Linked DNA regions of Homo sapiens: region 1 is linked to region 2. Evidence: read pairs that join two places in POLR2A ChIA-PET (ENCODE). Cell type or tissue: MCF 10A. All regions are shown on one strand.

Region 1 (5,000 bases), 140 kb before region 2:
GAGGCCTCATCTTCCTCATCCCCACTGTCCAAGGTGGCAGCTAGAGCTCCAGCCATCACATCCAGCAGGACAGAGGGCAGGATGAAGAGGGACAAGCCACCTACCTTTACAACATACCTGTTGGCATCTTGTTGGCCAAAATTCAGATGTGTGACCTCACCTAGCTACAAGGGAGGCTGGACAATGAGCCCAGATAAAAATCAGGATCTTACTACTGAGGACTAAGGGAAGAACGAGTATTGAGAGCCAGCCAACTGTCTCTTCCACAGGCAAGCATACAAGCTGTGTTGAAGACAACCCATTCATATGAGAATCATGATGTTTATGATGACGATGACGATAGCTAATATTTACTAAATAGCTGCCATTTGTAGGCACTGTTTTAGGAACTTGATATGTATTACTTAATCCTTACCACACCCCTATGAAGTAGATACTATGACTATCCTCATTTTACAGAGGAGGAAACCAAGGCACAGAGAGACTAGGTAATTTTTGCAAGGTCACCCAGCTAACAGGCAACAGAATCTAGATTTGAACTGAGGTAGCCTGACACAAGACACAACTATGAATAGAGGCAATCACAGAACCAAGTCAGGGAGGCCAACTGGGGCTTTGCCAAGGGGCTTATCTATTGACTCAGGAGTGGAGAGATGGGACCTAAGCCAGAGCTGCCTCATCACTTTGCCTTTGAATATTTCATCTGTTCATCCATTCAACACAAATGTCCTTTTGTAATACACCTTACATTTGCAATTCACTGTCCAAAACCTGTGCTTGCCACTCCTTGTGGGGCAGATACTGTATCCTCAGCAGCCAGCATAGCCTATAGCACACAGCGCTCAAAAGATATCTGTGAGCCAGGTGTGCTGGCCCTGTAGTCCCAGCTTCTTGGGAGACTAAGGTGGGAAGAACATTTGAGGCCAGTTCAAGACCAGCCTGGGCAACATAGGGAGACCCCCCCCATCTCTACAAAAAAATTAAAAAATTAGCTGGGTGTGGTGGCACACCTGTAGTCCTAGCTCCTTAGGAGGCTGAGGTGGGAGGATCACTTGAGCCCAGGAGCTTGAGGCTGCAGTGAGCTATGATTGCACTTGGGCAACAGGGCAAGGCCCTGACTCTAGTATCTTATCTATATATAGATATAAATACGTAAGTGACTGTGCATGTACATATCAAGCCTACTCTGTGCCAGGCTCTGTGATGGGCACTGAGCATGCAGAAATGAGACACACACCCTGCTCACTGGCCCTTATGGCCAACAAAAGGAGGCAGATGAGCGGGCACCACAAGGAGCAGCACAAAAGAGTGGGGACCTCCATGGTGAAAAGTCTGGAGTGGCTGCACTGTAGTTTATGAGTCACAGCAATAAGGGACAAGGTCCTCAAGGTAGGCCAGAGACAGACTTGAAATTCCTTTCATGTCCAAGGTGAGAAACCTAGCCTCAGCCCTGAGGCAATAGGGAGCCATGAGGCTTTAAGCAGGGTGACATAATCTGAGAGGCCATCTAGAACAACTCTCCTGGTAGTGTGCCAAGGATAGGAGGAGAGAGCCCAGAAGTAGGGAGATTCAGATGAATCTGGGAGGTGTGGGAGCCAAAGTGAAGGGTTTGGAAGAAGAAAGGAGGGGTGGAGTGAGGAGAAACAAAAGAGGTCCCATACCTATTGCATGTGAGCCAGATGGGCCAGGGAACTGTGGGAGGGGAAAAGAGTGGGCCTGAGGTGGCCAGAGTGAGGGGGGCTGGGGAGGGGGACTGGAGAGGGGCCCTGGCCTGAGCTGGGGCAGACAGAGCAGTTGGACGCCAGCAGCCTTGTGCTCATGGCTCAGAAATGTCCCAGGCCTGCCAAGAAACTGCTGCCTCTGTCCCCCCACCAGCCCCAGCCAGGCTCCCACATCAGGAGCTCTGAAACTGTCCCCTCAGCCTTCTGCTCCCCCAGAGCAGGCCTCCCGTCCCCAGAAGCCAGGCATATGACACCCCCACTCTCCCTCAGCCCTCCCCCTCAATGGCTGATGAAACACAGGCCAGGGAAGGAGGGGAAAGAATAAACAGACATCTGCAGGGGGGCCCATCAGGAAGTAGGGGGCAGGCTGCGGCGGGCTGGGGCTGCCTGGGGGCGCCAGGGGGCCCACAGGTCTAGCAGGGTGGGTGGCAGATGGCGGATAGCGGATGGAGTGGGATCCAGGGAACAGTTGGAGCCAGCAGGGAGTTAACGTCTGCAGTACTTTGCCCGACAGGACTAATGAGACACAGGTGGTCCCCTGGCTCCAGCCCCACCTCCCAGCCCCCTGATAGTGTAAACTGATGCTGGTTGTCTGGGGTGGGGAGAGGGGGGTTCTGCAGCTACGGGAAGGGGGGCGGGGCTGGGGCGGCTGGCGGGGGCCCAGCGCATAACTCTGGGCGGTTGCAGTCTGGGGCCGCAGACACCCAGCCACTCTGAGCAGAACTGACAGCATGAAGGTACGGGGCCCAGGGTCGGGGGACTCATAGCATGGGGGAACTGAGCCCACTCCAGAGGCCCCTGGCCACAGAGGGCACTATGAAGGCACAAGGAGTTCTCTTGAAACTCGTAAGCTATGAGGGTACACAGCGTCCCAGAGAGTGGGGTTACTTGGCGGGCGGGGTGGGGGGGCAGGGAAGAGGGGCCAAATAGCAGGAGAGGGATTCAGGCAAGGGCAGTATGTGCATGCATGGTGGGGGCAAATGCAAAGAGAACAGGGGATCTCTGGAGCTGGGAAGGGGCTGTGCTGACCCTGTCTGCCCATCGCCAGGCACTCCTGGCCCTGCCGCTGCTGCTGCTTCTCTCCACGCCCCCGTGTGCCCCCCAGGTCTCCGGGATCCGAGGAGATGGTAAGCAGCCCCACACTCACAGACGCGGCCTGGCCCACAGGTTGTGCAAGAAGAGGCTGGACTGTCAGAACAGACTGTCAGGGCCGAGCCCCAGCTCTGCAGGACTCAGGTTCCTCCTTTACAAAATGGGGCAGATGGATGACATAAGCATTGCTCATCTCCCTTGAAGAAATCTTCCATGACTCCTTGTGTCAAAGTCCCCCAGCCCCAGGGACTGAGGCAAACCTTGGGGTGCTGAGGTGTCAGTGATGCCATAGTCCCACTCTCCTCACTGTCCCCATGTCCCTACCCCCAGCTCTGGAGAGGTTTTGCCTTCAGCAACCCCTGGACTGTGACGACATCTATGCCCAGGGCTACCAGTCAGACGGCGTGTACCTCATCTACCCCTCGGGCCCCAGTGTGCCTGTGCCCGTCTTCTGTGACATGACCACCGAGGGCGGGAAGTGGACGGTGAGTGGGAGGAGGGAACAGAGGCCAGAGCTGGTTCTAATCCCAGCCCTGTGACCCTGGGCTTCACATATGCGAACCTCAGTTTCTTCATCTTTAAAATGGGGATAATGATACCCACAGCACAGCTTCTGAGCAGCTGCCAACGCTTAATTCTAAGTGCCTGAGGTAGGTGTTTGTTTGTTTGTTTTGAGGCGGAGCCTCACTCTGTCATCCAGGCTTGAGTGCAGTGGCTCCATCTCAGCTCACTGCTGGAAACTCCACCTCCCAGGTTCAAAAGATTCTCCTGCCTCAGGCTCCCGAGTAGCTGGGATTACAGGCATGTGCCACCATGCCCAGCTAATTTTTTTATTTTTAGTAGAGATGAGGTTTCACCATGTTGGCCAAGCTGGCCTTGAACTCCTGACCTCAGGTGATCCGCCCGCCTCAGCCTCCCAAAGTGCTGAGATAACAGGCGTGAGCCACCGCGCCCAGCTGAGGTAGGTTAATGCACATAAGCCTCACAATAATCCTGGGAAGTAGTGAGGAACTAAAGCCCAGAGAGGTGAAGTAACTTGCCCAGATCCCACAGCTAGGCACTCGAACTCTAGAACGCCTCCCTCTTAGCCTCTTTCCTGCCTCTATACGAAACTGGGTATGAAGAGCCCAGGTGGGTGCTGGCAACTGCTCCACAGGGGGCCTGGTGCCAATGTGGACGTTGTTTTAGCAACCCCACTCCCACCACCCTCCCCACCCCCAACCCAGTCCTTTAACAAACTGGCCACAGCATCACAGGGTCCATGCTTGAGGTGGGCAGGGCAGGACCAGAACCTTGCCCATTGGACCCTTGATGATCCAGTCTCATCTTCTCTGCTCCAGGTTTTCCAGAAGAGATTCAATGGCTCAGTAAGTTTCTTCCGCGGCTGGAATGACTACAAGCTGGGCTTCGGCCGTGCTGATGGAGAGTACTGGCTGGGTAAGGCAGGGACCAGGTGGGCTGAGGGGCTGCCCCAGGGCCAGGTCCTTGTTGACCAGCTGCCCCTCCTCCCCAGGGCTGCAGAACATGCACCTCCTGACACTGAAGCAGAAGTATGAGCTGCGAGTGGACTTGGAGGACTTTGAGAACAACACGGCCTATGCCAAGTACGCTGACTTCTCCATCTCCCCGAACGCGGTCAGCGCAGAGGAGGATGGCTACACCCTCTTTGTGGCAGGCTTTGAGGATGGCGGGGCAGGTATAACCCGCTGTTAGCTTTGGGAGGGGCTGTGAGGGGAAAGAAGGCAGGGCTGGCCCTGCCCAGTCAGCCCCAACCTCCTTCAGGCCCCTCCTTCAACCCTTCTGGATCTGGAAGGGCCACAGCTGGCTCCAAACAAGCTCAAACCAGCTTGGGCCTCAGCCCTGGGGAGCAGCCATCCTGGCCCTGCTCCAGGCAACTCTGTGGTGGAGCAGCTGTTTCTCTTCATTGCAGAAGCACATCAACCCAACATCTGGCTCAGGGAGGGTGCCCCCATCCCGCCAGGCTGCCACGTGATATCTCTCACAGTCGTCATTGTCACCCTCTCCCGGCCAGCTCGGGGCTCAGTTCCCTGCCTCAGCAGCCCCAACCCTTCTCTCCTCTGCCAGGTGACTCCCTGTCCTACCACAGTGGCCAGAAGTTCTCTACCTTCGACCGGGACCAGGACCTCTTTGTGCAGAACTGCGCAGCTCTCTCCTCAGGAGCCTTCT
Region 2 (5,000 bases):
TACAAAAATTAGCCAGGAGTGGCGGCGTGCACCTCTAATCCCAGCTACTCAGGAGGCTGAGGCAAGAGGATCGCTTGAACCTGGGAGGCAGAGGTTGCAGTGAGCTGAGATTACACAACTGCACTTCTCAAAAAAAAAAAATTCAACTACAAGCTGGGGGTCCAGGCGATGTCTGCAAACTCAGGGATCTTCCACTGAAACGCTTTTAACAGAGCCCCACAAACAACCCCACCCAACACACAGTGCAAAGAGAGCTCACCTCCAGGCTTGGGAGCTGAAGGAAGCAAGATCCTGCCTCTCCAGATGCAGTAAGAAGCTGACACTGTGATTGCCTATCCATTTGTTTCCCCTATCCCTCTTCTAGAACTAGAGGTAGGGCAGGAGTCCCCATGGCATTCCCAATGTCTAGGAGAGTGCAAGGCACACAGATGTTCAACTACATGCTTGTTGTGTGATCCTGGTTTTTAATGGATATTGCTCTAAAGGTACACTATAAAGACTTGCTTTTCACAAACACCAATGCAAGACATAAAAGGGAAGGCATCAGAATGTACTAGTGTTGGGTGCCAGAAAAGGAGGGGACAAGAGACAAGGAATCATGGCACAAACAATCCCACCTAAAATAGCACCAGAGATGCTGCAGAATGTAGAGCCCTGGGTCAGAGAGAGAAGGGCACAGAGAGGAGGAGGGACAGTGTGTGCCAGGCAGAGGCAGAAGAGGCTTCAGGGAAAGGGTATAGAGGCAGTAAGTGAGGGGGGAGGTGCAGGGGGGCAAGTAGCAGGGTATGAACAGAAAGGTAGACAAACTCAGCCACCCTGCGTTGGGGATTCTGCCCTGACTGGACTCTGTGTAAGCCCCTGTGTCCCCAGAGCAGGGACCAGACAACCAGGGGAAATAAGCAGGCACCATGTGGAGGGTGGAAGTCTGTGGAGAACTGGCACCCGCAAGCCCCAACTAGAGATGGCGCCGACACTGGCTCTGACCCACTGTTACCAGGCAACAGTACAGGCCCCAGGCTGCCAAGTGTTCTGATTTGTCAATGAAGCTGCAAGACTAGGAGGCTATGTAAGATCTCCTGTTTTTAATATTGGCAACTATGACCAACAAATAGTGGCCTCCCAAAGATAACCACATCTTAACCTCAGAACCTGTGAATATGTTAGGTTTTGTGGCAAAGGAGAATTAAGGTAGCAGTTAGAATTTAAGTTTCTAGGCAGGGCATGGTGGTTCACGCCTGTAATCCCAGCACTTTGGGAGGCTGATACAGGCGGATCACTTGAGGTTAGGGGTTCGACACCAGCCTGGCCAACATGGTGAAACCCTATCTCTATTAAAAAATACAAAAATTAGCCAGGCATGGTCGCGCACACCTGTAATCCCAGCTACTCGGGAGGCTGAGGCAGGAGAATCCCTTGAACCAGGGAGGCGGAGGTTGCAGTGCGCCGAGATAGGCATCACTGCACTCCAGCCTAGGAGACAGAGAGAGGCTCCGTCTGAAAAAAAAAAAAAAATTCAGTTTCTAATCAGCTGACTTTAAAACATAGTATCCTGGATTATTCAGTGTGCCCAACGTAATCACAAGGATCCTTAAAAGTGGAAGTGGGAGGCAGAAGAGTCAGGGTCAGAGAGAAACCACGTGGGAAAGAGTGGAAAACCGCAGCTGGCTTTAAAGATGGAAGGAGCACGAGCCAAGGAACACAAAAGGCCTCAAGAAGTTGGAAAGGCAGAGAAAACGGGTTCCCCCCCAGAGCCTCCAGCAGGAACCAGCTCTAACTACACCATGACCCCAGCCCATTAAGACCTGTGTCGGACTTCCCGCCTATACAACTGCATTGTTTTAAGCCACTGCATTTGTGGCAATTTGTCACAGCAGCCATAGGAAACTGACAGAGCAACCAATTTCAATGTTTAGAAAGAGGCACAAACAAAACACATCTGTGAGCTCAATCCACCTAAGGACCACTTTTCTAGTCCAGACTGGGCAGAGTCAAGGGCAAGGACTATTTCCTGGGTGCCCAGCACGGAGCCTAGCACACAGCAGCTCTCTGACATTCACCCCAAGTTAACGCAAGGTCCCTTACCTTTACCACATGGTCATAAAATTATCCAGGGATTTCTGGAAAATAGAGCTGCTTAACTGAAAGGAGTTCTATTCCCAAGAGACTGTTTAATCACATAGACATTACCCAGAGGCCTTGGGAAACTGGCCTGGAGTAGAGGAGGGAACATCCATCTCACTGCAAACAGAAAAAAGTGAGGGCTCTTCAGGTCCTCTGGAAGAAACCTCCAACCTCTCCCTCCCAGCCACCCTCAGGGTGCCAGCTTGCTCACTGCAGCTCCAGATAACTTCGGTTGTTCTTCAACAGCAGAGGAACACTTCTCAAGTGGGCTCTTTTTAGCTCCCCACTTTCACCAGCACAGAGATGCTCTGATTAGAGGTGGGGTGGAAGGCCCACAGTCCTGCCCACTCACCGCCAAAAGGCTACGTGAAAACCACAGCCCATGAGTCAAACCTCACCAAGCTCGCCTGTCCTGCCTGGAGAGTCTGGTCAGCAGGCAGCTGGGCCTCTGCCACATGTCCAGCTCTTCCTCCTCTGCGCCCTCCTTGCTCAGCTCAGGCCTCTGCATAATGCAGCTCCCTCGGCCAGGGATCCTCTCATCTCTGTCCCTGAGAACTCCCACTTTTCCTTCAAGACTCGACTCACATACTATTTCCTCGAAGCCTTCTCTGGTTCCCAGGTTCCATTCTAGTGTCTGACACCACTTTCTAAACTTCCCTCCCCCAGCTATCTCCCAAAGCTAATATTACTTGTTACTGAGGCAAGAGCCACCATCTGCAGACCAAAAACTATTTTGAAATGTAAGAGGAACTTAAATTTTATTCACTCAGGCGTTCCCAGCCAACAGCACATAATACATATGTGCTCAATAAGCATTAAGTAAAGAATAAATGAAGTGGACTATAAACTCATTTTTTGACTGAAATACCATATATTACAATGACACTGTGACATGCATTAACTGTACCATGTAAAATCCCACTTCTAGACTTTGACTAATAAACTGAATCTATCTAAATTAGTAACTCCACATTACAACTATCTTTAATAAAATTAAAGAAATGTAATTTAAAATTTTACATGTACCATCTGCTGCAGTCATTACAATTTAGGGTGTGGGGAGGAACTTGGCTAGCAAGCTTGAGAGAACAGATAAGAACCTGCTGTGCCTGCTCTGTGGCTAAAATGCAGGTTGAAAGGAGGCTTGCCAAATAGGTGGATCACAGTCTCTTCTGCCCATCCCTTGTTTAAACTTTCTACTAAGCTGTCCTTCTTTATTTACCAAGGTAGCTTAGAGGCGTATTTCAGCCAGGGTGATCATTTCTGCCAGTTCCTCTCCAGCCCTGATTCCACCAGCCAATCCACAGTCATTCTACAATAGCTCAGGAACCCAGTCCCCGCACCACATTACTTCAAAGGCTTCTTCTGGCTTCAATTTTCCCCTTCCAATCCCTGACACTCCCAGAGGCTCCTCCAAGCACACAGCTCAGCTTCTCAACCCACACAGACTATGAGAATTAACTGGGGGCACTTCTAAAAATTACTGGCTCCCCCTTGATTGGTCTGGGGTAGGGCCCCATCATGGGCATTTTTCTAGCTTTCCAGGCCACATGATTTGCAGGCTCCCAGGGAGTCAAATCCAAACTTCCCAGCCAGCACTGAGGCCCCCTTTACTCCCTAAACACAACTCAACTCTGGCTTCTCTTCATTCTCCATCTCTAGAACTGCTATCTAGCCAGTCTCAGGAAGCCAGTCTGGGCCAGGCCCCCACCCACAGAGATTACTCCGCAGGGCCCCCTTCTCAAACACTTGAGGTGGCACCCACTCAAGACCTACCCTGCTCCCTACTACCCAGAAAACCAAACCCCAAGGCTGCTGTCTCATCAGAGCCAGTGGCCATCTGGCCACCTGGGAGCTCACTGCTCCCAGCAGGCATCCACCCGTCACCAGCTGCAGGAGCCAGCACACACTCAAGCACCTACCCCATCCCATCTCAAGCTTTAACTCCTGCTGTTCCTGAGATCCGAAATACCTTCCCATCTGCCTTCCACTTAGGGATACTGTTTCTTGTTCTTCAAGGTCCAGCTCAAATCCTACCTTCTCCTGATAGCTTCCCTGACTTCTAAATTTTTTCTCCATTCTTGACCCCCTGACAAAGAATCAAAATCATGGCTCAACAAACTGCTAGCTTCTGTCTCACAAATAGTAACTTTGTCTTCTCAATTAGATTAAGTTCTTGGTGGCATTTCATTTATAACCATTATTTGCCTCTAGATCACGTGTTCCATATTTTTCAGGTTGACACTGGCCTCAGTCATGAAACTGTCCTTGAAATGCCCATACTTCTACATCTCCCAGCTGCTTCTCATAAAGTGACATACAAATTCTTTCTCCAATCAGATGTTTCCCAAATTTTGTCATCCATAGTATAGTCATTATATCCCAGGACAGCTCTGAGTATCAAAAAGGCACACAGGGGGCTGGGCGCAGTGGCTCACGCCTGTAATCCCAGTACTTTGGGAAGCTGAGGTGGGCAGATCACGAGGTCAGGAGATCAAGACCATCCTGGCTAACACGGTGAAACCCCCTCTCTACCATAAATACAAAAAGAAATCAGCCAGGCGTGGTGGCGGGCGCCTGTAGTCCCAGCTACTTGGGAGGCTGAGACAGGAGAATGGCGTGAACCCGGGGGCGGAGCCTGCAGTGAGCTGAGATCGCGCCACTGCACTCCAGCCTGGGTGACAGAGCGAGACTCCGCTTCAAAAAAAAAAAAAAAAAAAGGCACACAGGGAGGACTTGCTTTCAGGGGGGAAAAAAAAAACAAAACAAAACAACTGCGTCCCTTTATTGCTAGGATATTTTTTTGGGGGGGGCGGAAGGGGCCTTTTAATACAACTTTTTGCTCACATTGATTTATTCACCTCAGAGTCTTAAAGAGT

Evidence for each region. ChIA-PET counts read pairs that join two places held together with the same protein. Peaks named below come from ENCODE experiments on the same cell type or tissue, not always from the same donor. Only the 100,000 strongest peaks of a DNase experiment are listed, where the experiment ranks them.
Region 1: POLR2A ChIA-PET joins it to region 2 with 5 read pairs; 7 of 35 experiments call an interaction of 5 or more read pairs at or near these places.

Annotation. Positions count from the first base shown.
Region 1 is chr17:19,384,608-19,389,607 of GRCh38, reverse strand. It overlaps MFAP4 (microfibril associated protein 4), which reads left to right and starts at 2,418. Exons shown (of 6, transcript NM_002404.3): 1 at 2,418-2,458; 2 at 2,770-2,848; 3 at 3,144-3,298; 4 at 4,154-4,250; 5 at 4,327-4,509; 6 at 4,899-5,000. The coding sequence starts at 2,453. RefSeq lists enhancers at 2,493-3,038, 3,039-3,584, 3,585-4,130. In MCF 10A, no CTCF peak of the experiment used is centred here; DNase peaks (open chromatin) are centred at 1,507 and 2,967.
Region 2 is chr17:19,246,609-19,251,608 of GRCh38, reverse strand. All of the region lies in intron 1 of EPN2 (epsin 2), which reads right to left. Among named protein-coding and RNA genes, the nearest start is that of EPN2, 12 kb to the right of the region's middle. In MCF 10A, no CTCF peak of the experiment used is centred here; no DNase peak of the experiment used is centred here.